Linked DNA regions of Homo sapiens: region 1 is linked to region 2. The links are chromatin loops, found by intact Hi-C in ENCODE. Cell type or tissue: Calu3. All regions are shown on one strand. Each heading gives the region's core, and the rest is flanking DNA. Links, peaks and the distances in the headings are about the cores only.

Region 1 (15,629 bases), core at 3,737-11,736, 100 kb after region 2:
AGCTAAAAACAACTTAACTTTTATCACATAAAAATAACTCTACACTTTCACTCTACCTTCTCACACATTTTATGTCTTTGATAACACAGTTTACATCTTTTATATTATATATCCCTTAACAAATTATTGTAGCTATTAATATTTTGATAGTTTTATCTTTTAATCTTCATACTGAAAATATAAGTGATTTATACCCCATTACAGTATTAAAATATTCTGAATTTGACTATGTATTTATTTTTTCCAGTGAGTTTTATACTTCTATATATTGTTGTGTTACTAAGTTGGATCCTGTTCTCTCAGCTTCAAAAACTCCCTGTAGCATTTCTTATAAAACAGGTCTGGTGGTAATGGGCTCCCTTAGCTTTTGTTTGCCTGGGAAAGTCTTTATCTGTCTTTCATTTCTGAACAACAGCTTTGTCAGTGTTCTTGCTTGGCAAGATTTTTGTTTTCTGGTTGTTTTTTTCTTTTTTTCCCCTTCAGCCCTTTAAACATATTATCCCACTCTTTGCTGGCCTGCAACCCTTCTACTGAGAAATCTCCTTCTAGGCTTATTTAAATTCCTTTACATGGATTTTTTTTCTCATGATGATTTTAGGATTCTCTTTGTCTTTTTTTTTTTCAGTTTCATTATAAAATATGTTGGTACAGTCTTGTTTAGATGGAATCTGACTGGGGACTTTGGGACTGTACCAAAGGCCAGGTACTTTTAAATATCCAGGTACCTTTATCTTGTACCTGGATATTTAAATATTTCCTTATATTTGGACAATTTTCTGCTATCGTTTCCTGAAATAGCTTTATAGTACTTTGTCTCTCTCTTCTTCTCAAACTCCTACAACTTAAACATTTACCCTTCTGATGATGCCCCATAAATCCCATAAGTTTATTCATTCCTTATTCCTTTTTCTTTTTTTCTCCTCTGACTATGTATTTCCAAATGTGTGTTCAGATTATCACATTCTTTCTTCTACATGGTCAGTTCTGATGTCAATGCTCTCTATTGCATTTTTCATTTGTTCCACTGTATTTTTCACCTCCAGAATATGTTTGATTTCTGTTTACAATTTCAATCTCTTAGATTTCTTTTGTTGGTCATTTATTGTTTTTCTCTGATTTCATTTAATTGTGTCTTTGTATGTTTTTTGAAGTTTATTGAGCTTCTCTAAAATAATTTTAAATTATTTGTCAGACAGTTTGTATGTATATCTCCATTTCTTTGGGGTCAGCTTCTGAGAGATTATTGTGTTATTTGAGTTGTTTCATGTCTCCTTGGCTTTTCATGTTTCTATTGTCTTATGTTGATGTTTGTTTATTTGGTGTAGCAGCCACCTCTTGCAGACTTTAAAGGTTAGTTTTACTGTGGAAAAATTTCCTTTATGAAAGGGATACAAGGGCACTTGCTAGATATAGTACATTGGTTCTGCATTAGTGAATATTTCAGCTGTTTCGTCTCTGTACAGCTCTGGCAGCAAAAATCAGTGTTGATGAATATTGCAGGGATCCAGTATCTAATGCTATAAATTTTGCTGTAGCAGCAAGGCTCACTGGGGTCTTCAGTGGCAATAACTGCCAAGGTTGCTTTGCTCTCTTTTTCTCCCACTGGGGAGTTGTGGCTGAGGGGATTCTTCCTAACACAGGATCTGGCTTGTGCACTCACTTGCAGTAACGATGGCACCCTTGTCTGATGAGTGGCCCCTATGAAGAGGCCATGAAGTTGAGGCCGAAAACATTGTCACATATGGAAGAACAATGGTTTTGGGATCCAGGGCAGTATTGGTACTGGTGCCTAGGTTGCAGACACCTTTGCTGCTATGTTGGTGACAAAATGTGAGGTATGGATTGTTATGAAGCAGCTAGGGGAAGCAAGAATAAGAGCACCAGTGGGCACAGTATTAGAGTGGCTCTGGAGTTGGGCAGGGCCTTGCTCTTTATGGCAGCCAAGGTAGTGCCTGAAGTGTAGCCACATGCAGACCTTGACTCCAGACTTGGATTATGAACTACCTCTCTCTGGCAGTGGCTCTGATGTTTGAGATGTGGGTGCACACAATGCAGCCTTGTAGCCAGGATCCAAGGTATAAGCATGTGCTAGCCTCAGCATCTATAAGGTCAGGGTGAATCTTAGTAAAGCATCTACAGGGTCAGAATGAAGCTCTGTGGTGGCTGAGCTAATGCCTGGGGCATGAGCATAAGCAGCAAGAGCTTGGCTCCAGAACCCAATGTGCAAATTAGCTTACTACGGTAATGACTCCAATGTCTGAGACATAGGCAGATCCAGTGTAACCACAGAGTTCAGGTCTGGATGTGGACACCACAGAGTGGTCAAAGCTCTGTTGGTGCTCACTGGGCCCATGCTGGGTTCGGAAAGGTGGCAGTTCTTCTCCCAACATGGATAATCAGTGGCTGCTTATTAGGTACAAAGGGGTATGAAGCCACATCTCCCTCTCTAAGGTATCCTTGAGGGAATGGCTATTGGTTTCCTCAGTAGCAAGTGATGTCTATATTCTCTCAGGAGCAGGCTGCTATAAACCATGACGATTCCTGCTGCATGTCTGAAACTAAAAAGCTACATTAAAGTCCTGGTCTTCTAATTCCAACTTCTGACGCAGTTCATCTTCTGTATCTTCTATTATTTTTTTAATCATGGATATCATTTTCTTCTTTTTCAGATGTCTAATAATTTTTATTTTATATTGAATAATGTGGATAACACTTTGTAAAAACTGTAGGTTTTATTACCTTCCTCTGGGATGAGTTTATTTTCTTATTGGAGGCAATTATCTTTCTGGACTCAAATTCAAATCTCTACTTTTCTTGTGATAGTCTTTCAACCTTCCAGCTGGTATTTTTTGTTTGTTTGGTTTTGGTTTTGATTTTACTCATACATCTTCTTGTAGTCCTCTCTGACTGAGAACACTACAAAATTTGGCTGATCTTTCAAGGCCTAATTTTGATCAATGTTTACACACAGATTTTTGAATCCATCCTCTATTGTTACTTCCATTGCTAGTTTTTTTTTCTCTCTCTCACTTTCCACTACTCTGAAGTCTTGAATGCTATCCACCTCCTCAAGTCACTGTGATTGTACCCTGATGTTCAAGTTTTAATTATACCAAGACACTTGGACTTGGGAATATTCTCAGGTGAAAAGCTGTATAAAATTCAAATGCACTGTTTGGTGTTTTTCTTTCAAGGATTAATGCTGCTACAATTTTTGTTTTTGTCAGTAACCTTCGTCTTCATACTTACGTATGTTTTTTGTTTGGGTTTTTTGTTTGTTTGTTTGTTAGATTTTGTCCAAAGGTTATAATTGTCATCTGTAACTGTCAGAAGGATAGTCCAATAAAAGCTACTCTATCATTACAAAAAGCATAAGTTTGCAAGTTTTAAACTTGCAAAAACCAAATTTTTTCTGCCACGTTTCACAGGAGCACTAATAGCATTTTTTCTACTTTGAGCTAAAATTTTATACATTAAGTATACAGATCCTACTGATCTCATCTGTCTTCCAATAGTCTTTCAATGTATGTATTGTCAGGCACTTCTGTAAGTACTGGGGATATGATAGTGGATTACATAAAGCCTTGATCAATAGAACTTCTATCTAAGGACCATTATATTTAATTTTAACTTCAGAAAATGTAAGTTATAAAAACAGGTTAATTGAATAAAGAGCGATCAGGTTATAAGAGAGGTGGAAGGGAGGTTCCAAGGTGGCCAAATAGGAACAGCTCCAGTCTATAGCTCCCAGTGTGAGTGACGCAGAAGGCAGGTGATTTCTGCATTTCCAACTGAGGCACCAGGTTCATCTCACTGGGGCTTGTCAGACAGTGGGTGCAGCCCACGGAGTGTGAGCCGAAGCAGGGCAGAGCATTGCCTCACCCAGGAAATGCAAGGGGTTGGGGAATTCCCTTTCCTAGCCAACAGAAGCCATGACAGATTGTTCCTGGAAAATCGGGACACTCCCACCCTAATACTGCACTTTTCCAATGGTCTTAGCAAATGGCACACCAGGAGATTATATCCCATGCCTGGCTCGGAGGGTCCCATGCCCACGGAGCCTCACTCACTGCTAGCACAGCAGTCTGAGATTGAACTGCAAGGCAGCAACCAGGCTGGGGGAGGGGTGTCTGCCATTGCTGAGGCTTGAGTAGGTAAACAAAGCGGCTTGGAAGCTCGAACTGGGTGGAGCCCACTGCAGCTCAAGGAGGCCTGCCTGTCCCTGTTGACTCCACCTCTAGGGGCAGGGCATAGCTGAACAAAAGGCAGCAGAAACTTCTGCAGATTTAAACATCCCTGTCTGACAGCTTTGAAGACAGTAGTGGTTATCCCAGCACAGAGTTTGAGATCTGAGAATGGACAGACTTCCTCCTCAAGTGGGTCCCTGACCCCCGAGTAGCCTAACTGGGAGGCACCTCCCAGTAGGGGCCAACTGACACCTCATAAGGCCAGGTGTCCCTCTGAGACGAAGCTTCCAGAGGAACGAGCAGGCAGCAACATTTGCCATTCTGCAATATTTGCTATTCTGCAGCCTCCACTGGTGATATCCAGGCAAACAGGGTCTGGAGTGGACCTCCAGAAAACTCCAACAGACCTGCAGCTGAAGGTCCTGATTGTTAGAAGGAAAACTAACAAACAGAAAGGACATCCACACCAAAACCCCATCTGTACGTCACCATCATCAAAGACCAAAGGTAGATAAAACCACAAAGATGGGGAGAAACCAGAGCAGAAAAGCTGAAAATTCTAAAAATCAGAGCACCTCTTCTCCTCCAAGGGAACCCAGCTCCTCGCCAGCTTATTTCTTATTTAAGAAATTTCAAGCAAGGAGCATAAAGAGAGTTAAAGAAGAAAAGAATACACCTTCTTAATTGAAAAATAATCTCAAAATCCATTCGCTCCTAGAAAATAAAGCTCTGGCTTGTTCCCCTTTGCCTTGTTGCTAATAGTAGTCTTGAAGGCTAGTATTCTTTGTTAAGAAAGAAATTCTACTTTGGGGAAAATACTGAGAGTTTAAAATAGATTATTTTTAGATTAGCCAATTCTGTTTTAAGTTTCATTATTTGCTTTCACTTTATGGTAGAGTTTAAGTTCAAATAGTATAGATTTCAATGCATTTTATCATCTGTTAAATGTAAAGAATTTGTTTTAGAATGCTGACATGTTATTATAGCATTCTATAGATATGTTTCAGCATATATAGTAACAGATATTCTTCCAAATCCCTTTATCTTAAGTAGAAAGGATGACATGGGTTTTTCCATGTCTATAGTGGTATTAAGATATCAGTCAGTGTCAAATGCTATTTTAAATTTCTAGTATCCATTTTCTGTCTTGAATTCCTTTAATGCTGTGTATTTAGGTTGCACCTGAACATCTTCTAATCTTATAAGCTTGTGGCAGACTAGAAAGAAATCCATACATTTATTTATAGACTCATCATAGAATTGCACTAAATAGAAATATAAAACACACACGAAAAGAATGGTTTGCATTTTGGTGATGTCATACGCTTTGCACCAAATGGGCACTTAAATATGCTTAAATGAATGAATGAATGATTAGTGTCTCAGGGCTGCATTAAAGACCATCAAGTTTAACCTCAGCTTATCAAAGAAAAAAAGCCTAAGTCCAAAATATTTGCTCAAAAGTAAATACATTTCCCAAAGCTTTATTAATTTCAGACCAAGTCAAAGAATGGGTCTGATAATACCATCTGACTGGTTTTGCTCATATTAATTATGTTTAACATAGTTATATCCAACTACTCACATATATCCATTAAAATTGTGATTTATTCATCTATTTTTTAAAAAAATCTCTGGGCATTCCCCAAATACTAAGCATGACCCAAGGTACTATGGATACAGGAGTGGGGGAAACATAGTCTTTATGCTTCAGTTGCTTAGAATCTGGTGGAGAGAAATATACGTATAACCTAATTGAAGGGGCAGATGTGCTATGACAAAGAAAGGGACAGTTTTATGAGTACCCAGAAGAAGGATACAATGGTTCTACCTGAAAAAAAACAGTAACTGCTCCTCAGAAAAGGTGAGTTGTTGTTGGGTCTTAATGTTAAGTAAGAATATGATAGCCTCAAAACATGCAAACAGGAACACACAGGCACCAAAAGTGTGAACGCTTAGAACATATTTGACGGGATGCCATACATACAAAGCAGTGGCAGAGTTGAGGCTAGATGTGTGCATCAAAGCCAGATTCTAGAGAATCTTGTAAGGGGCCAGACTTCAGAAGAAATATAAACTTCAAAGGATATTTTAGTATCAGAACACAGATTAGTGTTTTTAAAAAATATCAGTTGACAGTGAGAAGGATGGATTTGTGATAATGGAGAGACAGAGGCAGTGAAAGGAGTAAAGAGGCCAATGCAAGACTCCAGATGGCAGATGATGAGGGTCTGGACAACGAGTAAGAGAAACTAAGCCCTGGGTGGATGATTGGATCAAGCAAGGAGATGAGGGGGAAGATTAAGGTAATTAAGATCTGAGGGTTCTCTAGGACGACTTGTTGCGTTAATTTTCTTTGCTGATATTCTTGAAAATATATAGACTAATTGCTTTAATCCAAGTAAAAGCCAAAATCCTTGCAACACTCTAGGAAACCTGCATGATATGGCTCCTATTGCCTTGTTAACCCCATCTCCCACACTTTATCCCCCCTCACCACCAGCTCTGCTGCAGCCACACTGGCATCCTTTTTTTCCCTCAAAAATGCAAGCCATAGTCCACCTTTGAACTTTCCTGACCCAATTGCTTGAAACTGCAGCCCTCTCCTTCAGCATTACTATCTCCCCTGCTTCAGGTTTTTCATATGTGTGTGTGTGTGTGTGTGTGTGTGTGTAATTGCTGTCATCTTGCCCTACTAAGTTGTTAACTCTGTGAGGACTACGGTTGTTTTCAGGTTTTGTTCACAATTATATCCCAGCACATAGAAGAATGTCCAATAGGTGTTCAATACATATTTGATTAATATTCCCTTAAGCAGAAACATTAATTAATGTTTCAAAAAATGTTAAGCAATGTTTCTAAATTTGACAATTTACATGTCTTTATTCCAGACAGGGCATAGGAAGGGAAGGAATTTGCCTTTTACCATCTTCACTTACTTCCAGACAATGTGCTTGATGAGTCTATTTTTAGTTTAGTTCAGGCTTTCACCTCTGCCTTTTACATGGCTTTTAGAATCTGAAAAATGTTGACTAGACTTATGGTGTTCATATTAAAGGGTTTTATTTTTCATTGTCATGGAGTCTATCTTAAACCTTAACCCTTGATAGTATTATTTAATTTATACCTCAAGTCTCTATGTAAATTCACTCCCATCTCCATTCTAGAAATTTTTCAAGCACACATTCTTCTTCCTTCACTTCAATATCCCTATTACTACTCTCTGAAAATTTACAATAAAGTAAATCCTCTTTTATTCTTCTACTACGGTTTCCTCTTCCATCTAGACAACTGTATCTAACCTCACAGCTACTCTTACATTCTCAGAATAAAGAAGAAAGTGCTATTATAAAAAGATGGTACACCTTATAACCTTATTTAGATGCTTCATAGTATACACTATCTTCATTTAAAATTAAATTAAAATTGAAACAAAGCTTGTTATTACAGTGTTAGAGGGAAGAAAACACAATTATTGAGCTAATACTCTTTGCCAAGACCTGGAGCTAGGCAAGCCTATACATATTATGTTACTACTTTGCACAGATCATACAGATCTACATAATGTAGTTGTAATTGACCTTTGTTGTTGTTGTTGTTGTTTTTTAGAGTTGAGGATACTTAGGCTAAAAGAGGTTTAATAACTTGCTGATGGTTACATGGCTACTACATGACAAGACAAAAATTTCAATCTAATTCCGATGCTAAAATTCAAACTTATTGTAAGGGATGGAAGAACTGTTGTGATAACATTTTTAGGCTATCTCTAACATTGCTTTGAGCATTAATATTCCATGGGTCTAGAAATCCACACAGTGATATTTGCCTATGACTACAGTAATTTCAAAACAAAGCAACCTCAAATTAATATTTATTTTAACAACTAAGGTTAAGCAAAGATAAAAAAAATCACCTCAAAAATTTCTAAGAAGACAATAAAAGTATCACTCCAGAGCTGAAAAAGTAAAAAGTCCAATTCCTAATTACTTTTCCACCACATTCCAAGTCTATTTATGACAAGTGTTTGGAGTTTAAGTGACAAGATTTAGACTAGTGGACAAGCCATGCTTTAAATTAATATCATATCAAATATCATCAGAATGCATAGTATAAACTTGGGTACTCACAGCATGCCTCGTCATCACAAAGGCATGCTATTATTGCCAAGTTGAGATGCGTAAGTGTGCTTGTACTCTGCCCTTCAGCTTCAAAGCAGAGTTGCTGAGGATCAAGACACCAACATTATAGCCACTGGTAATCCCAGTTAACTCCCACGGCCCAGTGTGCTATCCCCATATACGGCAATGGCATGCCCTGTGATTCAAAGCCAAGGGGCTCTGCAAATAAAGCAGGGTCTGGGAGGCCCACAGGTCACGAACATTGAGCTCCACACAGGCAAGAGAACAAATGTCCCATTCTTCGCATTTGTCAAATATGCCTCTCATGAAGTAAAGAATAAAGTTCCTTCTGAGATAATGCCCACCCCATTACCACAACAAATAAACCCCCAAGGTTAAAAAAAAAAATGGAACGTTTGCGCTTGAAGGGAAGTTGAAGTTACTTAACAAGCTCTCCTTGATTTATGTGATCATAAGTAAGTACGTGGCCAGCATAAAGGTGCAATGAGGTTGAAGAAGAATCAGGGCCCCAATTGTCTTTCTTTTCATCTGTTTCTGAGGGTGATATTACCAAATGGTTAAGAGCTCTACATTAGGGTATAATACTCATGATTTGCAATTCTGCTTCTGTTTATGTTACCTGTATGCGTGATTCTAGGTCCATTATTTGCATCTCATTGGTGAAGATTAAATAGGATCCTGCATGAAAGTTATTGCCATCAGAATTCATAAAAGGTGGGTGTTTAATAAAAGCTAACTAGTGAGATAAATTATATTATTTATTCGCAATATCAAATATAACATGAATTATTATTAATAAGGCAAAAATAGGAAGAGTAGTTTATGCCTTTGTTCTTTTGGAGTATTACTTTATTCTGTACGTATTGTAAGAAATTTCTGAGATCCCCCAATGTGACTGTGGATGCTTGACCCAGCATTTCTGTCATTAACCAGCATCACTCCTCCCACAGCCTGCAGAAAGTCCAATTAATTTCAATTAAATTAAAATTTAATTTTAATGAAAGTAATTAGAAGGACCTACGTTTGTAAAATGTGGTAACTAGATTTATCAAACAACCGTAACATATAGCACATTACACTCAGAGCAAATCCTAGTGAAGTTTGGCAAACATGTCTCCCCCTTCCTCTTCTGAAACCTTATTCCCTTCTTTTGAGTCTGCCTCTTACTGAACCACACGAGCCGAGGTTCCCCTTCATTCCATGAACATTTGCAACTTCCCTGTATTACGTCTCACTGACTTTGAATAAGCAAAACATTAGAGGTCTGAAAAAGACCAACAGACTAACCCTCAGATGTTGTAATTCATAATAGAATAATGTGTGAGCCTTCCCAGGGTCACTTGCATTTAAAGGTATTGATGGTTTAGCAAAGAAATTATCCTTCAGTTGTAGAATTTAAGTAAGAGGAATATATTTTGAGGCAAATTGTTTTTCCAGTTCCTCCTAGAAAATGTCATTTCAAGATCTGCTTACTCTGTTGATGATGTTAGGCAAAATCTTCTTGGAAAAAAAAAACCAACAACTTCGTAAAGCTGAAAAGGAAATGACCTTCCTGGATGTTTAATTTGCTGTTTTATGATTCAGTCTCCTGAATAAAACTAAGGCTACTAGGCATCTATCTCAACAACAATGAAAGAATGAATGAGGTCTTCTCCATGACACTCTATGGCAAGATTGCTCATGTGCCTGTACTGACTTTAAGTCAGCCCAGCAATTGAGCACTTGCTATACGCGAGACATGCTAGGCATCATGGGAACAGAAAAAAAAATTTTGGGTCAAGTGACATGTACTCAGTGGCTTTTCTCAGTAAGATTTAACCTTATTTACCTATTTTTTATTGGTAGACGTCGGTACTTACTACATTGAATTATGTTGTCAATTGTGTCTGCCTTCCTCATTAGATAAGCTATCCCTCCACGGCAGGCACCATTTGCTAGATGCATCTGTAGGCCCAACACTTAACATAGTACCTGGTTCTTAGTAAATACTCATTGATACCTAGGCCTGAAAATCCCAACACTGTATTGCCCAGAGCTGATAAGCAGGTGCCAGTGAATGAATTCTCTGGGTTTAAAAGCCCACTTCCAAAATGAAGAAATTAAGTTACTGTAATGAAGCCCTGGAGTCAAAACAGAAATTTAACACATATTAATTATTATCTGTATGTTTCAAGATAAAGTTTAAGACATATTGTTAATATTTTTCTACTTTACAGATTAATATTTAAAGACATAATAATGTAAAATTACATCACCCACACAAATACTCTTTCCTGAAAAAATAAAATTATATGAAACACAATGCAAAATTCTATAAAACAATTATTTAAAATTAGGGTGTACCTTCATTATTTTATTCCTGATAAGACTGATAATATCTTACCAGATTTAAGGACTTCAGGCTTTAAAAAAATACTTTTTTCTCCTAAAAAACCTTGGAAATTGTGGATTTGCCAATTGATTTTCATGTGGATTATGAACATTTTTGAAGTACAGGTGTTCCTTATGTCTAAAAGTCATTAGAGAAAATTATCTTATCATAGCATCTATACATAACAAGGCAATGAATTCAGAAAATTTCTTTATGTTTGAAATTCTAATATCCTCATGCCATTTTTATATCTTAGCTCTCTCTGGTTTGTAGTCTTTCTTCTCACCTCATTCTGCTCACAACTTGTCACCAAAATATAATTTAAGAACATGTTTATTTAAATGATCATTTCCTTAAAAAGTACTAAAACCCTCTTTGAATTTACAAAAAGAAAAAAAGCCTCCCCTTTTCTACCTGTAACTTAACAGAGCCTAAAATGAATCAATTTTTCTTTGAGCCCATAAAAGCATATCAAATTCCCAATGCAATCAATACTTATCTCACTTCTATATTGTATACAATATCACTTGTGATTACAGGTTATTTTTTTAAGTGGAATATTCTTTTTCCTCAGTTGACTTGAAAGCATACCTTTCCTTGATTTTTTACATTCATTTTGACATTAAAATGAAATATAATTTCTTTTGAATACACTTCAAAGAGCACTAGCATTGTAAGAAAAGTAACTGTCTTCAATTATCCTTGGAAATATTTGCCATCCTTTTCACCTTGAATCAGTGACTTAGCTTTACCTGACTCAAACAAATGCAACAATTGCTCTGGCGTTAGTACTAGGAAAGTGTTCACAGAGAGCATGACTAGGAACACACGTAAGTTTCTATGTGTGTTTTTGTGAGTATTCTATTTTTCTTCAGTCTCTAACTTGAGTCATTTCATTGTTATTGTCAAAATATTGGGATTCCTGGAACATTCTGATGTTTTAAGGCACAAACAAAGTAGAATATCTAAAATCAGGACTATTCTGGAAAATTTTTCAATCTGATTTAAGAATAACAACACAAATAAATAATACATAATGTTTTGTAGAGAAATCTTCACAATAACAGCTGACAAGATAGCCCAGAACTGGCCACTGAATTTATACTCCTTGCTCAGAAAAAAAGAAGCACTATGACTACTTGAATAATAATAAATATCCATAATCAGTGCTTATTTGCCAATCAACTATTGTCAGTTGTGTATGTTATTTCAGGAGGAAGAAGATTATTATTCTAAAAGTATAAATTTGCTAACTTTTCTTGTATTCAAGTTGCAGAGAAAACTCTTATGTGAACAGCAGGGTGGCTAGGCCCAGACTGGCTGCAGTCACTTTCATCAAGGCTTTGAAATAATGCATCATGTGACCACACAGGTCCACAAGCTAGTCCTCCTTATAAAGCTGCAATGTGACTGAGGCTATACAATTCCTAGTTATTGTAATATAATTTGTGGTCCACGAAACAAGAAACTAGAGGTAAAGTTAGAAGTTGAACATGATATCTAGATAGTAGATCCAGGTGATGCAGCTTGCTAAAGTTAGAGTTCCAAGTTCTATGATTGGGAGTAATGAAGCTCAGCAAGCTCCTTCTTGGGACAGGGCTATTGCAGGACTTTTCCCTGGACAAGTAGAATACCACTGCCACCAATCAACCATGTCTGCTCTGGGGAACTGGGATTTCTGAGGAGCCATACCCAGTCCACATCAATAGGCCTGCTGGGTGTTGCTAAGAATACATCCTTTTAGCTTATCCCAATGAACTATAACTTCTAAAAGAAAAACGTATAAATGGGCCAGGCATAGTGGCTCACGCCTGTAATCCCAGCACTTTGGGAGGCTGAGGCGGGTGGATCAGCTGAGGTCAGGAGTTTGAGACCGGCCTGGCCAACATGGTGAAACCCCGTCTCTACTAAAAATACAAAAATTAGCCGGGCATGGTGGCAGGTGCCTGTAATCCCAGCTACTCGGGAGGCTGAGGCAGGAGAACCATTTGAACCCAGGAGGTGGAGGTTGCAGTGAGCCAAGATCATGCCATTGCACTCCAGCCTGGGGACAAGAGCAAGACTTTGTCTCAAAAAAAAGAAAAAAAGAAAAATATATTAATGAATTTGACCTTTCCATATTGTCTAACCCATTAAATATTTTCCCTTTGTTTACAGCTGTATATTAATGATACACAATATAATTTTAATACAAGGAGGAAAATAGTACATATGTGAACATGAACTAACTGATCGTCTAATACCAGCTCTATTTCCGGATGGCTGTCTGTATCACAAGATTTGAACTGAAATTCATGTCAAAACATATGTGTGTCTCATAAAAATTTAATAATACTTATTTTATTAGGAGAGTCCAGGATATCCTCAGGAGACATTAGATTCAATCTGGAGTTTAGGGTTCCAAAATGAAACAAGACATAGCCATGTGGTATGGGGCTGCTACTAGTAGGAATAGAACTAACAGCCCACATTACCTTCCCCTAGAAGTGATTGGGCTGGATTAGGACTGTTCCAGTTTGAGCATGTAGGATTCAAATAGCTATTAAATTATCTTTATTCTAAGACAATGAAACCAAAAGTCAAGGACATTTGGTTTTACACTGGGTTTTGCCATGAGCTAGCTTTAAAACCTTATAAATTAATTTCTTAATTTATGCAATAATTTATGGACTGCCAATTCTGTGTCAGACACTGTTCATTACTGGAGATAGAAGCAAACAAATGCTAGAAGATCCTTGCCCTCATGAACCTTACGATCAAACAGGGATGACAAATATTAAATATTATCACATAATGTACAATAAATACTATAAACAAAAATTACAGTCAGTTCAGGATTCTAACAGGGGGCCTGTTGAGTTAGGGAAGGCCTTTCTGAGATAGTGACATTTAAACCAACAGTTCTAAATTTTGCACATTAGAATCACCTGGGGAGCTATAAAAACTATGAGTGTCTGGCCCTACTCCAGATAAAAAGAACTGAAGCTAAGAATGAGGTCTGGGTAGTAGCATGTATTAAAATTTCTCCTGAGTGGTTATTATTTATGACCAGCATTGAGGGCCACTGATTTCAGCAGATACTGGAAAGCAGGAAGAAGCTGAGTAGAAAGAAGAAAAAAAAATGTTTTCAAGGCAGAAAAGCCCTCCTTTGGCAAAGCACAGGAAACAGCCTGCCATGTTTAGGAATTAAAAAGCAGGCAGTGAGAAATGGACTAGGCAGGGACTTTGGAGCTGGGTCCCTATGTAAGCAATTTGAAAGATTTGGAGTTTTGTCCTAAGTACAATGGAAACCTATTAAGCATTAGGAGGGAATTGATGTGACCAGTTGTTAGTGATCACTGTAGCTCCTCTCTAAAAAAAAGTATTGGTTAATAAGGAGATGAGAGAGGATGATGATGGCTTGCACTGGACTTGCAACAGTAGAGATGGAGAGAGAATTATATTAAGCCGTTTCAGAAGTAGAGCGGATGCTTTGCTGAATAAAATAAAGGAAGGTGAGGGAGAAGTGTGAGAAAAGATTCCCAGGTTTATGGTTGGAACAGCTGGGCAAAAGAATACACATTTGCTGAGATATTTAACACTGAAGGAGAAGATGAGGGGTTGGTTTGTACCTGTAAATTTAAGGTACCCGTGAAACATTCGAGTAAAGGTGTCAAGTAGGCTGTTGGATATATGGGTCTTAGGAAAATGTCTAGAGATGCTAATTTAGAAGTCAGATGCATATATATAGTATTTGAAGTTATGTGTGGTATAAAAGCCTGGAGAGAGCATAAGAGAACTCAGGTAGTTTCAATCTCATTTTAATGATTATTAAATGAAAGAACTGGAAATGAGCAGTGGTTCTCAAACTTCAGTGTGCCTCAGAGCCATCCATAGAGAGTGTTACGACATTCATTGTTTTAATCAGAAACATACAGTTTCTGATTTTGTGGGTCTGGAATGGGGCCTGTGAATTTGTATCTCTAACAAGTTTCCCAAATTACACTAATGCTTCTGGTAGAGGCCAGACTTGAGTGCTAGTTGGTCTAAGATTTCACTTCCTTCTCTATTATTCTATGGTAACAACACCGTCATCTGCAAAAATACACAGGAAAACTTGTCCAAATACAAGACAGAGATTTCATTATTGCAAGATGAAAGGATTTTAAAATGAAAAGATAGAGACATGATCACAGGAAAGATAGGTTAAGAGATGTTTTATGTCTTCCTAATTTGTTTTCAAAATGTTGGACAAATAGAAAAGTTGATAAATACATATTGAGCATCTTCTTCATGCAAAACATTTTATAGCAAGATGAATCTCTAACTCTCTCAAAGTAAGGTGTATACATTATCCTGTTAGTGTTGCAGTTGTTTTTGAGGAACATGAAGAAATTTAGAGATTTCATTTATTTAAGCATCATTCTTTCATACATTGTAAAAGGAGCGTGAAATATGAAAAGGGAGAGGGGCAACCCAGACCACAATATAGATTTTTTTTTTTTTTTTTTTTGAGACGGAGTCTTGCTCTGTTGCCCAGACTGGAGTGCAGTGGCACGACCTCAGCTCACAGCAAGCTCCGCCTCCCAGGTTCACGCCATTCTCCTGCCTCAGCCTCCCAAGTAGCTGGGACTACAGGCACCCGCCACCACACCAGGCTATTTTTTTTTTTTTTTGTATTTTTTAGTAGAGACGGGGTTTCATAGTGTTAGCCAGGACGGTCTCGATCTCCTGGCCTCTTGAACCGCCCACCTTGGCCTCCCAAAGAGCTGGGATTACAGGCGTGAGCCACCGCGCCCGGCCAATACAGACATTTTGCATCCTGTACACACACATGCATACAAGATCAATTAATATTGTGAGAATATTGTTTTACTTTACTCTTACTATTGTAATTCATCTAATTCATGCTTGACATTAAATAACTATCTCATCATTTACAGGAAGGTTTAA
Region 2 (15,629 bases), core at 4,280-12,279:
ATTCATGTTATCCTACATTGCCCTAGGCCTTAGCAGACTGTGGTACAAATGAGTTCATATTAGCATTGATACACAAATTTTCATGGAAAAGAGTTATCACTTTCACAACTGCCTCAAAACCTTCAAGGTTTCCAGAGGACTAGCATCATTTCTTTCCTGAGAAAAGCCCACTTTAGCACTAAGACTGGAATCTGGATGCTGCGTGAGAAATCTGCATCCCTAATGTCCTCAGCATTTCTCCCAAAACCACTTAACTGATGTGACAAGAACTTCTGCAAGCCCTTGAGTCTTTAAGAAGGATGTATTCTTCACAACGAGCCACAGCATTACTTTTGATATCACATGCTCCTCCAGGACCTTGCTACTCTCTCATTAAGAAGTAGATTCTCTTTTTTCTACCCTTGAAACTGGGCAGGCTTGAAACAATAGAATAAGTAGAATAAGGCAGAAGTGATGCTATGTGACTTCCAAGACTAGATAACAAAAAGGATATAGCTTCTTCCCAGCTGTCCCCTTTAAGATCTTGGCACTTAGAACTCAGCCACCATTTTGTGAGGAACCACAAACCACACGTAAATACCATGTGTAAGTGTTCCCATCAGCATCCCCAGGTACGATATTAGTATACAGCTGCATCAATTGCTAGATGTGCACAAAAAGCAGACTTCAGGCTAGGTACAGTGGTTCACACCTATAATCCCAGCATTTTGAGAGGCTGAGCCAGGAGGATTGCTTGAGTGCAGGAGTTCGAGAGCAGTCTAAGCAACACAGTGAGACTCTGTCTCTACAATAAAAAAAATTAGCCAGGCATGGTGGCACACACCTGTACTCCCAAATAACAGGAGTTCCAGGCTGCAGTGAGCTGTGATTGTAGCACTACACTCCAGCTTGGGAGATGAAGCAAGACCCTGTCTCAAAAAAAAAGCCTTTAGATTATTCCAACTGCTAGCTTTGGAGTTGCTCAGCTGACTCCTAGTCAAGCAGCAATGAGTTATCCCTGCAAAATTCTGTCCAAATTGCAAAATGTGAGCAAAAGAAATGTTGTTATTGCTTTTTGCCACTGTTCAGGGTGGTTTGTTATGCAGTATTACATAGCTGAAGCAATCCTCCTTCATTGCAGCTACACATATTTCAACACGGAACTGAGAATACCAACATCCTTAATTCTATGTGAGAATTTGAACATAAATTCCAAGCCTATGCCTACCCAAATACTACAGAATCCTTCACAAAAACAAGCCTCATGGCTTCTGCTTTAGACATTTCCCAAAAAGAAGCCACTGAAGATTCTTGGCCCAGCACAAAGGTCTTCTGTCATCTCAAGGTCACTATTTCTCCCCAAGGAACTTTATTCCTAAATTTCCTAATAGCAGACTCCTTTTATGCATACATTTCAACATGTAAATAGGTGCCTGTGCATTAAAGATAGGGCTAAGTAACTGTTCCATAATTTCAGATGGAACATGAGATTCACTCAAATTCCCACTTCAGGCCCAACTTGCTCCCATTATGTTTTATAACCACATCTGAAAGGGAAACCTTCTAAGAGGCTGTGATTTCATTCTCTGTCATGGCAATGTCATTTGATGAGTAAAGTGGCCAGACAATATAAATAAAAATAAACGAAATTTTATTCTTGGAGGGAGACATTTTCTTGTTAGAAATCTACTTTATGAAGGTTACAGGGCTACAATAGAAGTCAAAAATGTTAATACTTCTTAGAAAGAATGTCACACTACCAAGCTAACACTTAGCGGGGGTAAAGTAGGAGGGTTATTGACAGGGTTTGGCTCTGTGTCCAAATCTTATCTCAAATTGCAATCCCCATATGTCGAGGGAGGGACATGGTGGGAGGTGATTGGATCATGGGGGCAGTTTCCCCCAGGCTCTTCTTGTGATACGGAATGAGTTTTCACAACATCTGATGGTTTAAAAGTGGTACTTCCTGCTTTTCTCTCTTTCTCTCTCTCTCTCTCTCTCTCAAGATGAGGAACTTATTGGGAACTGGAGTAAAGATTACTCTTGCCTATACTTTAGCAAAGAGACTGGCAGCATTTTGCCCCTGCCCTAGAGATCTATGGAACTTTGAACTTGAGAAAGATGACTTAGGGTATCTGGTGAAAGAAATTTCTAAGCAGCAAAGCATTCATGATGTGACCTGGCTTTCTCTAAAAGCTTACATTCAAATGCATTCACAAAGAGATGGTTTGAAACTGCAAGTGATATTTAAAAGAAAAGCAGAGCATAAAGGTTTGGAAAATTCACATCCTGACCATGTGGTAGAAAAGAAAAGCCTATTTTTTGGGAAGAAATTCAAGCCAAAGCCAGCTCCAGAAATTTGCATAAGTAACAAGGAGTCTAATGTTAACAGCCAAGACAATAGGGAAAATGTCTCCAGGGCATTTTGGAGATCTTCACAGCAGTCCCTCCTATCATATGCCTGGAGGCCTAGGAGAGAAAAAAGGTTTTGTGGGCCAGGCCCAGGGCCCCACTGCTCTGTGCAGTCTTAAGACAAGGCACTCTGCATCCCAGAGGCACCAGCGCCAGCCATGGCTAAAAGGGGCCAAGGTACAGCTCAGGCCACTTCTTCAGATGGTGCAAGCTCCAAGCCTTGGCAGCTTCCATGTGGTGTTGGGCCTGTAGGTGCACAGAAAACAAGAGTTGAAATTTGGAAGCCTCTACCTAGATTTCAGAGGATGTACAGAAATGCCTGGATGTTCAGGCAGAAGTCTGCTGCAAGGATAGAGCCCTCATTTCCTCTCTGCTAGGGCAATACAGAGGGGAAATATGGGATTGGGACCCCCATACAGAGTCCCCACTGGGACACTGCCTAGTGGAGCTGTTAGAAGAGCCCACCAACCTCCTAGATCCACTGACAACTTGGACTGTGCACCTGGAAAAGCCGCAGGCACTCAATGGCAGCCCATTAAAGCAGCCATGGGGGTTGTACCCTGCAGAGTCACAGGGGCAGAGCTGCCCAAGATCTTGGAAACCCACCTCTTGCATCAGGGTTTGGTTCTGTGTCCTTACCCAAATCTCATCTTGAATTGTAATATGCATATGTCAAGGGAGGGACCTAGTGGGCAGTAATTGGATCATGGGGGAAGTTTCCCCCATGCTGTTCTAGTGATAGTGAATGAGTTCTCATGAGATCTGATGGTTTAAAAGTGGCACTTCCTGCTTCGCTCTCTCTCTCTCTCTCCTGCTGCCATGTAAGACATACCTTGCTTCCCCTTGGCCTTCTGCCATGATTGTAAGTTTCCTGAGGCCTCCCCAGTCATGTAGAACTGTGAGTCAATTAAACCTTTTTCCTTTATAAATTACCCAGTCTCAGGTATTCCTTAGAGCAGTGTGAAAATGGACTAATACAGTTATAGAAAAAACTCTTTATGCTTTATAAAACTATGAAAAGCTATGAGTTATAAGACCCTACACTGGACAATTAGAGAAGAACTGAAAGGATATTCCAAATAAGTGATATGGAAATAAATAAATCTCTTGTTAAGAAATAAATGGGATCTAAAATCAAGTGAAAAACTATATAACCTTCACCCTAAGCCATAGGATTATATATGTCCTCTATAGCAGAGAACTTTTAAACACAAAAATTGAAATTAATTATAAGATAATTATGAGATTCAGAAATTGAAGCAAGTACAATAATTTTTTTATTTTTCTTATTGATAACTTCATTTTACAAAAGCAGTACAAATTAGAGAGTTCTAGGTACATACTAAAAATTAATACACATTTGAAAATCATACATAAATATAATCATATATAATATCTCATAAGTTCATTGCAATACTTTCATTTTGAGCAATGTTTGGCTTGATAATTTGTAAAGAATTATGGCTTTTTAATTTTAATAGCTAATTATAACTAATAATAATTGTAGCTTCTAGCCATTTAGAATTCAATGGAACCAGTCACTGCACTAATTACTGACAGTATCTTCCTTCATCCTCATAACAACTCTTTGAGATATATATTATTATTTGTTATCTCTGGAGCAAAACAGCTTAAATAACTTTCTCAGTATCCTACAACTGGCAGAACCAGGCAACTAAGGGAGGCTATATAACCCCAAACTTGTGTTCTGAACCCCTGAAATAAAATCCTCCTGTAGTCATGTGAACTGTGGCATCAAAACTTTTATGTTAAAGGAAGTCCTTAACACCTCAGTTTAGGATTAAGAAGACTACGGCTCAATCTAATTCTAATTATTCCCCAATGTGTCACTGACTGCTTCCCAGAAAAGAAACCAGTTATCTTCTTTCTCCCTCTGCAACAACCACCATGACATTTCATCTCAGGGGCCTTGCTTCTCTTATGTATTTCAGGAGTGAGATCCAGGGACTCGGGATTTAAGGGGTATCAGGAAAAGGAATTTGATTGTAGGGAGAAAAGTATTACTTCCATGCCAGCTTGACAACCACACCCCTAAAAGCCCTGCCAACCTCCATGTTCTCTTTTTTTATTTTCTTAAGGAGATATTCAAAATATGTTCATGCCAATGCAATGACACTATATCTTACTTTCCTCTTATTGAAAAGGTCAAGGAATTTGGCTCTTAGAAAAGGAAGTAATGGTAGGCAAATTCCAAATATAGACACTTCTAACTGATTTGGGCAGAAAGGACATTCCACGTTGATTGAGCACTCAGCTACAGAATCATTATTAGCCAGCTTTCCATGATTAGCAGTGTCAGAGAATTGAAATTAATGTAAATATGATATTTTCACTTTAAAAGGATGACCACAGAGTTTTAATCTTGTCTATTAGCATGAACAATTTATCCTTAATATGCCACATATATTAGTAATTGAAAATTACATGATTTAATTTGCTCTCAGGCAGCATTTGTAGGGTGGCTAATTTAATCATTAATATATAATTAAAAGTAAAATCTCACAAATAAAGGAAGATCATCAAACATCCTTTATACACTGCAGTAGATATGACAGATGATTGGTTTAAAAGAGAAACAATAATCTTTGCCATGATCTTTTGCAATGGAATCTTGTAAGCTTTTCCCTTTAGGAGGCATTCATATCTTCTCCCCATGTTTCTTTACTGGAGTTATGACTTCTTCAACCAGTAAAATGTGGCAAAAATGATAGTGTACCAATTTCAGGTCCACTTCTCAAAAGTCCTAGTAGCTTTCACTTTTCCTCGTGGGATCCAACCTATACCCCACACACCCCTGCAACTGATAGGCAGGCAATGCCTGCTAGAGCTACTAGCCCAGCAGTCTTGCCTCTGTGTGAACTCAGCTGGAGAGTGCAGCTTCCTAATGTCCTGCTTGAGCATGCCCCCACCACTGGTAGCCAGGTGGGCAACATTTGCTAGAGCTTCTGACCCAGCAGCCACAATTCTATGTGAACTCAGCTGGAGGGCACAGCCTCCTGATATTCCAGGAAACATTTGATCAGCAAGGCACATGACTCTACCACCCCCACCACCAATAGTCAGGTGGGCAACACCTGCTAGAATGTCCAGCCCAGAAGCCCTACATCTGCTTCAATCTGCCAAGGGGCACAGGCTCCTTTTTCGCTAGAAATATCCAAATAGCAGTGCTGACAATCCCACCCACTCCCACCTTCCATAGCCAGATAGGTCACATCCACTAGAGTTTCCAGGCAAATCATCCCACTTCAGCCTGAACTCTGCTGGCAGATGCAACCTCATCTTTCCCCAGAAAGTACATGAATAGAAGATTAAGGCCAGCTTGACAAGGAAACAGCTTGTCGGCCAACTGCAGCCCCGGCCTGAACAAGCCCCATGCACCAGAATACCCAACAAAAAAAGTGCAGACACTAGACAGTAATTGGAGGGGGCTCCTCCAAGACCCAGGAAAAATCTAGAATTGAAGACAGTCAACCAAACCCACCTTATACCATAATCAAATTCCCAAGGGCATCAACGAAGAAAAAGGTAAAACAATCCACCCAAAGGACACCAACTTCAAAGACTGAAAAAACATCAGAATACACAAATGAGAAAACCAGCACAAGAACTCTTGGCAACTCAGAAAGTCAGGGTGCCTTGTTTTCTCTAAATGATCATACTAGTTCTCCAGCAAAAGGTCTTGACCAGGCTGAGATAGCTGATGACAGAAATAGATTCAGAAAATGGATAGGGGAAAAGAAGCGGCTTGCCACTGCAAACTCCCTGAGAAAGACGAAAAACTGCGGGTGCTCAAAATGTAAGGGAGGAAAGTCTTTCTCCAAACATACATCCTCACTGGGGAACCTGAAAATCCAGATCATGGGAGAAGGATTTAACCTTACCTAGACCTGAAATGAATTTAAAGAGCCAAGCAAAATATAAAAGTAGAGGCAGCAGAAAGAGCCTTGTAGGCACTCTTGTTCCCCAAGGAAGCCATTTCTGACTTTATCTCACAGGGGCCCTTGGGGAGGGCTGCCACTGAAATTGAGAGGGACAAGAGGGAGAAGGCAACTTCCAGCTGAACTTCATAACAATTTTAACTGGGTGTGAATTTTCCTGGACAGAATCTAGGGGTCAGGGAGCAAATGAGATATGCAGATACAAGCGCAGAAGCTGTGGCAGGCAGGGAGGGACAGGGCCTGAAAGCCCTTTTTGCTTTCTCAATGCGGAGGCTTGTATCCTGGTGCAAAATCTCAGCCCTGCTCACCAGCTGCCTGGATATAAAATTCAGTGCTGTTGGTGGGGCATGGTGGGAGTAAAACTGGCCTTGCTGGCTGCATGCAAGCTGGATGAGGCCTGTCACTGCTGGCCTTCCCCCACTTCCCTGGCAGCCAGTATGACACAGCAGAGACACCCATAATCCCCTAGAAACATAACTTGATTAGCTTGAGAACCACACCCCCATTCCCCACAGCAGTTGCAGCAAGCTCCGCCCAAGGAAAGTCTTGAGTTCAGACACCCCTAAACCTGCCCCTACCTGATGGTCTTTCTCTACCTCCCCTGGCAGCCAAAGACAAAAGACATAATCTCTTGGGAGCTCTATGGCTCTGCCCATTGTCTGAGAAACTCGAATACTTATCCAGGTGACCTTAAGGAAAGCTTGTATCCCCACTATACTACTGCAGCTGATGCAACTCTGGAAAGTACCACCTCCTGGTTAAAGGCAAACAAACTTAAGCCATTACAGCAACTCATAAAAGAACAACCCTACTCCAAGAAAAAAGAAAACAACAGCTAATTCCACCATCTATAACATTCTGGCTAACCAAAGGTCTTGAGTCTGTCCATGTGACAATTCCACTGCTACCACAACCAGCATTTGAGAAAAACAGCACAAAACAAAACTATGACCAAGGACCATCACAGAGTCCACCTCACTCCCCTGCTACCTCCGCTGGAGCAGGTGCTGATATCCAAGACTGAGATATCTGAAGACAGGTCACATCAAAGGACTCTTTGCAGACACTTTCCTAGTACCAGCCCAGAGATCGGTAGCTCCACTGTGTGCCTAGACCCAGAAGGGCAATAACAATCACTGTCGTCCAGCTCTCAGGAAGCACCATCACTAGCAGAAGGGGAAGAAAACCACATCAAGGGATCACCCTGTGGGACAAAAGAATCTGAATAGCTGGCCCTGTGCCCCAGATCTTTCCATTGAAACAGTGTACCCAAATGAGAAGGAAGCAGAAAAACAATTCTGGTAATATGACAAAGCAAGATTTGTTAGCACCCCCAAAAGATCACACTAGCTTACCAGCAATGGATCCAAACCAAGAAGATATCTCTGAATTGCCAGAAAAAGAATTTAAAAGGTTGATTATTAAGCTACTCAAGGAAGCACTAGAGAAACATGAAAAACAACTTAAAGAAATGTTAAAAATTATACAGGATATAGATTAAAAACCTCCCAAGAAATAGATAGCATAGATTAAAAAACCATCACAACTTCTGGAAATGAAAGACACACTTGGAGAATTGCAAAATACACTACAAAAAGTTTCAACAATAGAATCAAGCAAGTAGAGTAAGAACTTTAGAGCTTGAAGGCAAGGATTTTGAATTAACCCAACCCAACAAAGACTAAGAAAAAAGAATTTAAAAAATGAACAAAGAATATGCATTCTATTCATTACCACATGGAACAATCTTCAAGATAGACCATATGATAGGCCACAAAATAAGTCTCAATAAATTTAAGAAATTCAAAATTATATCAAGTACTCTCTCAGACTACAGTGGAATAAAATTGGAAATCAACTCTGAAAATAACCCTCGAAGCCATTCAAATACATGGAAAATAAATAACCAGATCCTGAATGATCATTGGGTCAACAATGAAATCACGATGAAAATTTAAAAATTCTCTGAACTAAACCATAATAGTGACACAACCTATCAAAACCTCTGGGACACAGAAGAAGTGGTGCTAAGAGGAAAGTTTATAGCATTAAACATCTACATCAAAAAGGCTGAAAGAGCACAAATAGACAACATAAGGTCACATCTCAAGGAACTAGAGAAACAAGAACAAACCAAATCCACACCCAGCAGAATAAAAGAAACAACAAAGATCAGAGCAGAAGTAAATGAATTAAAAAAAAAAAAAGATAAATGAAGCAAAAAGCTGGTTTAAAACTGATAGACCATTAGTGAGATTAACCAAGAAAAGAAGAGAGAAGATCCAAATAAATTCAATTAAAAATGAAACAGGAGATATTACAACCCATACCACAGGAAATAAAACAGAATATGGATAGGAACAAAGATCATTGAGATTCAGGAGAATGTTGAAACCCACTCCAAGAAACCTAAGAATCACAATAAAACAATACAGAAGCTGATAGACAAAATAGTCAGTATGGAAAAGAATGTAACCAACCTGACAGAGCTGACACACACACTACAAGAATTTTATAATGCAATTGCAATTATTAACAGAGGAATAGATCAGGAAGAGAAAAGAATCTCAGAGCTCGATGACTGGCTTTCTGAAATAAGACAGAAAAGAAAAGAATGAAACAAAAGAATGAAATGGAACAAACAAAATCTCCAAGAAATATAGGATTATATAAAGAGACAAAATTTATCAATCAGTGGCATCACGGAAGAGATGGCAAGAAAGAAAACCACTTAGGAAACATATTTCAGGATATCATCCATGAGAACTTCCTCAACCTAGCTATAGAAGCCAACATTCAAATTTAAGAAATGCAGAGGGGCCAGGTGTGGTGGCTCACACCTGTAATCCCAGTACTTTGGGAGGCCGAAGCAGGAGGATCATGTGAGGCCCAGAGTTCTAGACCAGCCTGGCCAACATGGAAAATGCAGTCTCTACTAAAAAATACAAAAAATTAGCCATGCATGATGGTGCATGTATGTAATTCCAGCTACTCAGGAGGCTGAGGCACAAGAATCACCTGAACCCAGGAGCCAAAGATTGCAGTGAGCCAAGATTATACCACTGCACTCTAGCCTGGGCAACAGGGAGAGACTCTGTCTAAAAAAAAAAAAGAAAAAAAAAAACAGGAAAAGAAATGCAGAGAACCCCCACAAGATACTTCACAAGAATGACTTCTTCAAGACACATAGTCATCAGATTCTCCAGGGTCAAAATAAAAACTAAAATGTTGAAGGCAGCTAGAGAGAAAAAACAGGTCACCTAGAAAGGGAACGTCATCAGGCTAACATCAGACTTATCAGGACAAATCCTACAAGCCAGAAGATACTGATGGCCTATATTCAACATTCTTAAGAAAAGGAATTCCAACCAAAAGTTTAATATCTGGCTGATATGGTTTGGTTGTGTCCCCACCCAAATCTCATCTTGAATTGTAACTCCCACAATTCCCACAAGGAATCTGGTTGGAGGTAACTAAATTATGGGGCGGGTCTTTCCTGTGCTGTTCTCATGATAGTGAATAAGACTCACCAGATCTGATGGTTTTAAAAATGGTAGTTTCTATGCCCAAGCTCTCTTTCTCTTTGCCTGCCACCATCCATTTAAGATGTGACTTGCTTCCTCTTGCCTTCTGCCACAACTGTGAGGCCTCCCCAGCCATATGAAGTTGTAAGTCCATTAAACCTCTTTCTTTTGTAAATTGCCAGTCTTGGTTACGTTTTTATAAGCAGCATGAAAACGAACTAACATAGTAAATTAGTACAAGTAAAGTGGGGCACTGCTGAAAAGATACCCAAAAATGTAGAAGTCACTTTGGAACTGGGTAACAGGCAGAAGTTGGAACAGTTTGAAGGGCTCAGGAGAAGACAGGAAAATGTGGGAGAGTTTGGAACTCCCCAGAGACTTGTTGAATGGCTTTGCCCAAAATGCTGATAATGATATGGACAATGAAATCCAGGCTAAGATGGTCTCACATGAAGATGAGGAACTTGTTGGGAACTGGAGCGAAGATGACTCCTCTCATGTTTTAGCAAAAAGACTGGTGGCATTTTGCCCCTGCCCTAGAGATCTGTGGAACCTTGAACTTGAGAGAGGTAATTTAGGGTATCTGGCAGAAGAAATTTCTAAGCAGCAAAGCATTCAAGAGGTGACTTGGGTGCTGTTAAAGGCATTCAGTTTTAAAAGTAAAACAGAGCATAAAAGTTTGGAGAATTTTCAGCCTGACAATGCAATAGAAAAAACAAAACAAAGCAAACATTATCTGAGGAGAAATTCAAACTAGCTGCAGAAATTTGCAGAAGTAATGAGAAGCCAAATGTTAATTGCCAAGACAATAGGGAAAATGTCTCCAGGGCATGTCAGAGACCTGTGAGGCATCCTGTTCCATCACAGGCCTGGAGGCCTAAGAGGAAATAATGGTTTTGTGGGCTAAGCCCAGGGCCCCCCTGCAGGGATTTGGTGCCCTGCACCCCAGCTGCTCTAGCCATGGATAAAATGGACCAAGGTGCAGCTTAGGCACCACTTTAGAGAGTGTAAGCAACAAGCTGTGGCAGCTTCCATGTGGTGTTGAGTCTGCAGGTACACAGAAGTCAAGAATTGAGGTTTGGGAACCTCTGCCTACATTTCAGAGGAAGTTTGCTGCAGAGGCTGGGCCTTCATGAGGAACCTCTGCTAATGCAGTGTGAAGGGGAAATGTGGGATCATAGCACCCACACAGAGTCCCTACTGGAGCACTGCCTAGAGGAGCTGTGAGAAGAGGGCCACTGCCATCCTCCAGACCCCAAAATGGTAGATCCACTGAGAGCTTGCACCATGTGCCTGGAAAAGCTGCAGACACTCAATGCTAGCCCATGAAAGCAGCCAGGAGGGAGGCTATACACTGCAAAGCCACAAGGATGGAGATGCCCAAGCCTGTAGGAGCCCACCTTTTGAATCAGCATGACCTAGATGTGAGACATTGAGTCAAAGCAGATCATTTAGGAGCTTTAAGATTTGACTGTCCTGCTGAATTTTGAACTTGCATGGGGCCTGTAGCCCCTTTGTTTTGCCAAATTTCTCCCAGTTGGAATGGCTGTATTTTCCCAATGCTTGTACCCTAGTTGTGTCTAGGAAGTAACTAACTTGCTTTTGATTTTATGGGCTCACAGGCAAAAGGGACTTGCTTTGTCTCAGATGAGACTTTGGACTATGGACTTTTGAGTTAACGCTGAAATGAGTTAAGACTTTGGGAAACTAAGGACTCTCTTCCGAGATGGCCGAATAGGAACAGCTCCAGTCTGCAGCTCCCAGCGAGATAGATGCAGATGAGTGATTTCAGCATTTCCAACTGAGGTATCTGGTTCATCTCATTAAGACTGGTTGGACAGTGGGTGCAACCCACAGAGGGTGAGCCGAAGCAGGGTGGGGCATCACCTCACCTGGGAAGCACAAGTGGTCAGGGATTTCCCTTTCCTAGCCAAGGGAAGCCATGAGAGACTGTACTGGGAGGAATGGTACATTCCTGCCCAAATACTACACATTTCCCACCGTGTTTGCAACCAGCAGACCAGGAGATTCCCTCCAGTGCCTGACTCAGGGGGTCCCACACCCATGGAGCCCAGCAAGCTGAGATCCATTGGCTTGAAATTCTTGCTGCTAGTGCAGCAGTCTGAGATTGACCTGGGATGCTGGAGCTTGGTGGGGGGAGGGGCGTCTGCCATTGCTGAGGCTTGGGTAGGTGGTTTAATGCCCACAGTGTAAACAAAGCTGCCGGGAAGCTTGAACTGGGCAGAGCCCACCACAGCTCAGCAAAGCCAAGTGCCTCTCTAGAGTCCACCTCTGTGGGCAGGGCATATCTGAATAAAAGGCAGCAGCCCCAGTCAGGGACTTATAGATAAAACCCTCATCTCCCTGGGACAGAGCACCTGGGGAAAGGGACAGCTGTGGGCAAAGCTTCTACAGACTTAAATGTCCCTGCCTGACAGCTCTGAAGAGAGCATGTTTCTCCCAGCGCAGTGTTCAAGCTCTGATAATGGACAGACTGCCTTCTCAAGTGTGTCCCTGACCCCCATGTAGCCTGACTGGGAAACACCTCCCAGCAGGGGCTAACAGACACCTCATACAGGAGAGATCTGGCTGGCATCTAGCAGGTGCCCTTCTGGAATGAAGCTTCCAGAGGAAGAATCAGGCAGCAATATTTGCTGTTCTGCAGCTTCTGCTGGTGATACCCAGGCAAAAAGGGCCTGGAGTGGACTTCCAGCAAACTTCAACAGACCTGCAACTGACGGGCCTGTCTGTTAGAAGGAAAACTAACAAACAGAAAGGAATAGCATCAATATCAACAAAAAGGACATCCACACCAAAACCCCATCTGTAGGTCACCAACATCAAAGACCAAAGGTAGATAAAACCACAAAGATGGGGAGAAACCAGAGCAGAAAGGCTGAAAATTCCAAAAGCCGGAATGCCTCTTCTCCTCCAAAGGATCACACTTCTCGCCAGCAATGGAACAAAACTGGATGGAGAATGAGTTTGATGAGTTGACAGAAGTAGGCTTCAGAAGGTGGGTAAAACAAACTTCTCCGAGTTAAAGGAGCATGTTCTAACCCATCACAAGGAAGCTAAAAACCTTGAAGAAAGGTTAGAGGAATGGCTAAACTAAAATAATGAGTGTAGAGAAGAAAATAAATGACCCAATGGAGATGTAAAATACAGCACGAGAACTTCATGAAGCATAAACAAGTTTCAATGGCTAATTTCATCAAGCAGAAGAAAGGATATCAGTGATTGAAGATCAAATTAATGAAATAAAGCAAGAAGACAAGATTAGAGAAAAAAGAGTGAAAAGAAACTAATGAAGCCTCCAAGAAATATGGGACCATGTGAAAAGACCAAATCTATGTTTGATTGGTGTACCTGAAAGTGACGGGGAAAATGGAACCAAGTTAGAAAACACTCTTCAGGATATTATCCAGGAGAACTTCCCCAACCTAGCAAGGCAAGCCAACATCCAAATTCAGGAAATACAGAGAACACCACAGAGATATTCCTCAAGAAGAGCAACCCCGACATACATCATCATCAGATGCACCAAGGTTGAAATGAAGGAAAAAAATGTTAAGGGCAGCTGGAGAGAAAGGTCTGGTTACTCACAAAGGGAAGCCCATCAGACTAACAGCAGATCTCTCTGCAGAAACCCTACAAGCCAGAAGAGAGTGGGAGCCAATATTCAATATTCTTAAAGAAAAGAATTTTCAACTCAGAATTTCATATCCAGTCAAATTAAGCTTCATAAGCAAAGGAGAAATAAAATCCTTTACAGATAACTAAATGCTGAGACATTTTGTCACCACCAGGCCTGCCTTACAAGAGCTTCTTGAAGGAAGCACTAAACATGGAAAGGAACAGCCAGTACCAACCACTGCAAAAACATGCCAAATTGTGAAGACTACTGATGCTATGAAGAAACTGAATCAACTAACGGTCAAAACAACCAGCTAGCATCATAATGATAGGATCAAATTCACACGTAACAATATTAACTTAAATATAAACAGGCCAAATGCCCCAGTTAAAAGACACAGACTGGCAAATTGGATAAAGACCCATCGGTGTGCTGTATTCAGGAGACTGATCTCATGTGCAAAGACGCACACAGGCTCAAAATAAAGGGATGGAGGAACATCTACCAAGCAAATGGAAAGCAAAAAAAAAAAAAAAAGAAAAAAAAAATGCAAGGGTTGCAATCCTAGTCTCTGATACAACAGATTTTAAACCAACAAAGATCAAAAGAGACAAAGAAGGCCATTACATAATGGTAAAGGCATCAATTCAACAAGAAGAGCTAACTATCCTAAATATATATGCAACCAATACAGGAGCACCCAGATACATAAAGCAAGTTCGTAGAGATGTATGAAGAGACTTAGACTCCCACACAATAATAATGGGATACTTTAACACCCCACTGTCACTATTAGAGAGATCAACAAGACAGAAAATTAACAAGGATATCCAGGACTTGAACTCAGCTCTGCACCAAGCGGACCTAATAGACATCTACAGAACTCTCCATCCCAAATCAACAGAATATACATTCTTCTCAGCACCACATCACACTTATTCTAAAATTGACCACATAATTGGAAATAAAACACTCCTCATCAAATGTAAAAGAACAGAAATCACAACAAACTGTCTCTCAGAACACAGTGCAATCCAGTTAGAACTCAGGATTAAGAAACTCACTCAAAACTGCACAACTATGTGGAAACTGAACAACCTGCTCCTGAATGACTACTGGGTAAATAACAAAATGAAGGCAGAAATAAAGATGTTCTTTGAAACCAACGAGAACAAAGACACAACATACCAGAATCTCTGGGACGCAATTAAAGCAGTGTGTAGAGGGAAATTTATAGTAGTAAATGCCCACAAGAGAAAGCAGGAAAGATCTAAAATCGACACCCTATCATCAAAATTAAAAGAACTGGAGAAGCAAGAGGAAATAAATTCAAAAGCTAGCAGAAGACAAGAAACAACTAAGATCAGAGCAGAACTGAAGGAAATAGAGACACAAATAACCCTTCAAAAAATCAATGAATCCAGGAGCTGGTTTTTTGAAAAGATCAACAAAATAGATAGACCACTAGCAAGACTAATAAAGAAGAAAAGAGAGAAGAATCAAATAGACACAATAAAAAATGATAAAGGGGATATCACCACTAATCCCGCAGAAATACAAACTACCATCAGAGAATACTATAAACACCTCTATGCAAATAAATTAGAAAATCTAGAAGAAATAGATAAATTACTGGGCACATACACCATCCGAAGACTAAATCAGGAAGAAGTCGATTCTCTGAATAGACCAATAGCAGGTTCTGAAATTGAGGCAATAATTAATAGCTACCAACCAAAGAAAGTCCAGGACCAGAAGGATTCACAGCCAAATTCTACCAGAGGTACAAGGAGGAGCTGGTACCATTCTTTCTGCAACTATTCCAATCAATAGAAAAAGAGGAAACCCTCCCTAACTCATTTTGTGAGGCCAGCCTCCTACTGATACCAAAACCTGGCAGAGACACAACAAAAAAAGGGAGTTTTAGACCAATAGCCCTGATGAACATCGATGCAAAAATCCTCAATAAAATACTGGCAAACCGAATCCAGCAGCACATCAAAAAGCTTATCCACCATGATCACATTGGCTTCTTCCCTGGGATGCAAGGCTGGTTCAACATATGCAAATCAATAAATGTAATCCATCACATAAGCAGAACCTATGACAAAAACCACA

The links. Hi-C counts contacts between places; a loop is a spot of excess contacts. Peaks named below come from ENCODE experiments on the same cell type or tissue, not always from the same donor. Only the 100,000 strongest peaks of a DNase experiment are listed, where the experiment ranks them.
Region 1: a loop joins it to region 2, with 4 times the contacts of the local background. A loop is called at or near these places in 2 of 110 quality-filtered maps.

What each region holds. Positions count from the first base shown.
Region 1 is chr3:110,765,146-110,780,774 of GRCh38, forward strand. No RefSeq gene overlaps it. Among named protein-coding and RNA genes, the nearest start is that of NECTIN3-AS1, 300 kb to the right of the region's middle. In Calu3, for the core only: no CTCF peak of the experiment used is centred there; a DNase peak (open chromatin) is centred at 8,476.
Region 2 is chr3:110,659,851-110,675,479 of GRCh38, forward strand. LOC105374037 (a long non-coding RNA gene) reads right to left here and starts at 7,443. Exons shown (of 4, transcript XR_924328.3): 1 at 7,341-7,443. RefSeq lists an enhancer at 6,708-7,207. In Calu3, for the core only: no CTCF peak of the experiment used is centred there; DNase peaks (open chromatin) are centred at 6,901, 6,991 and 7,561.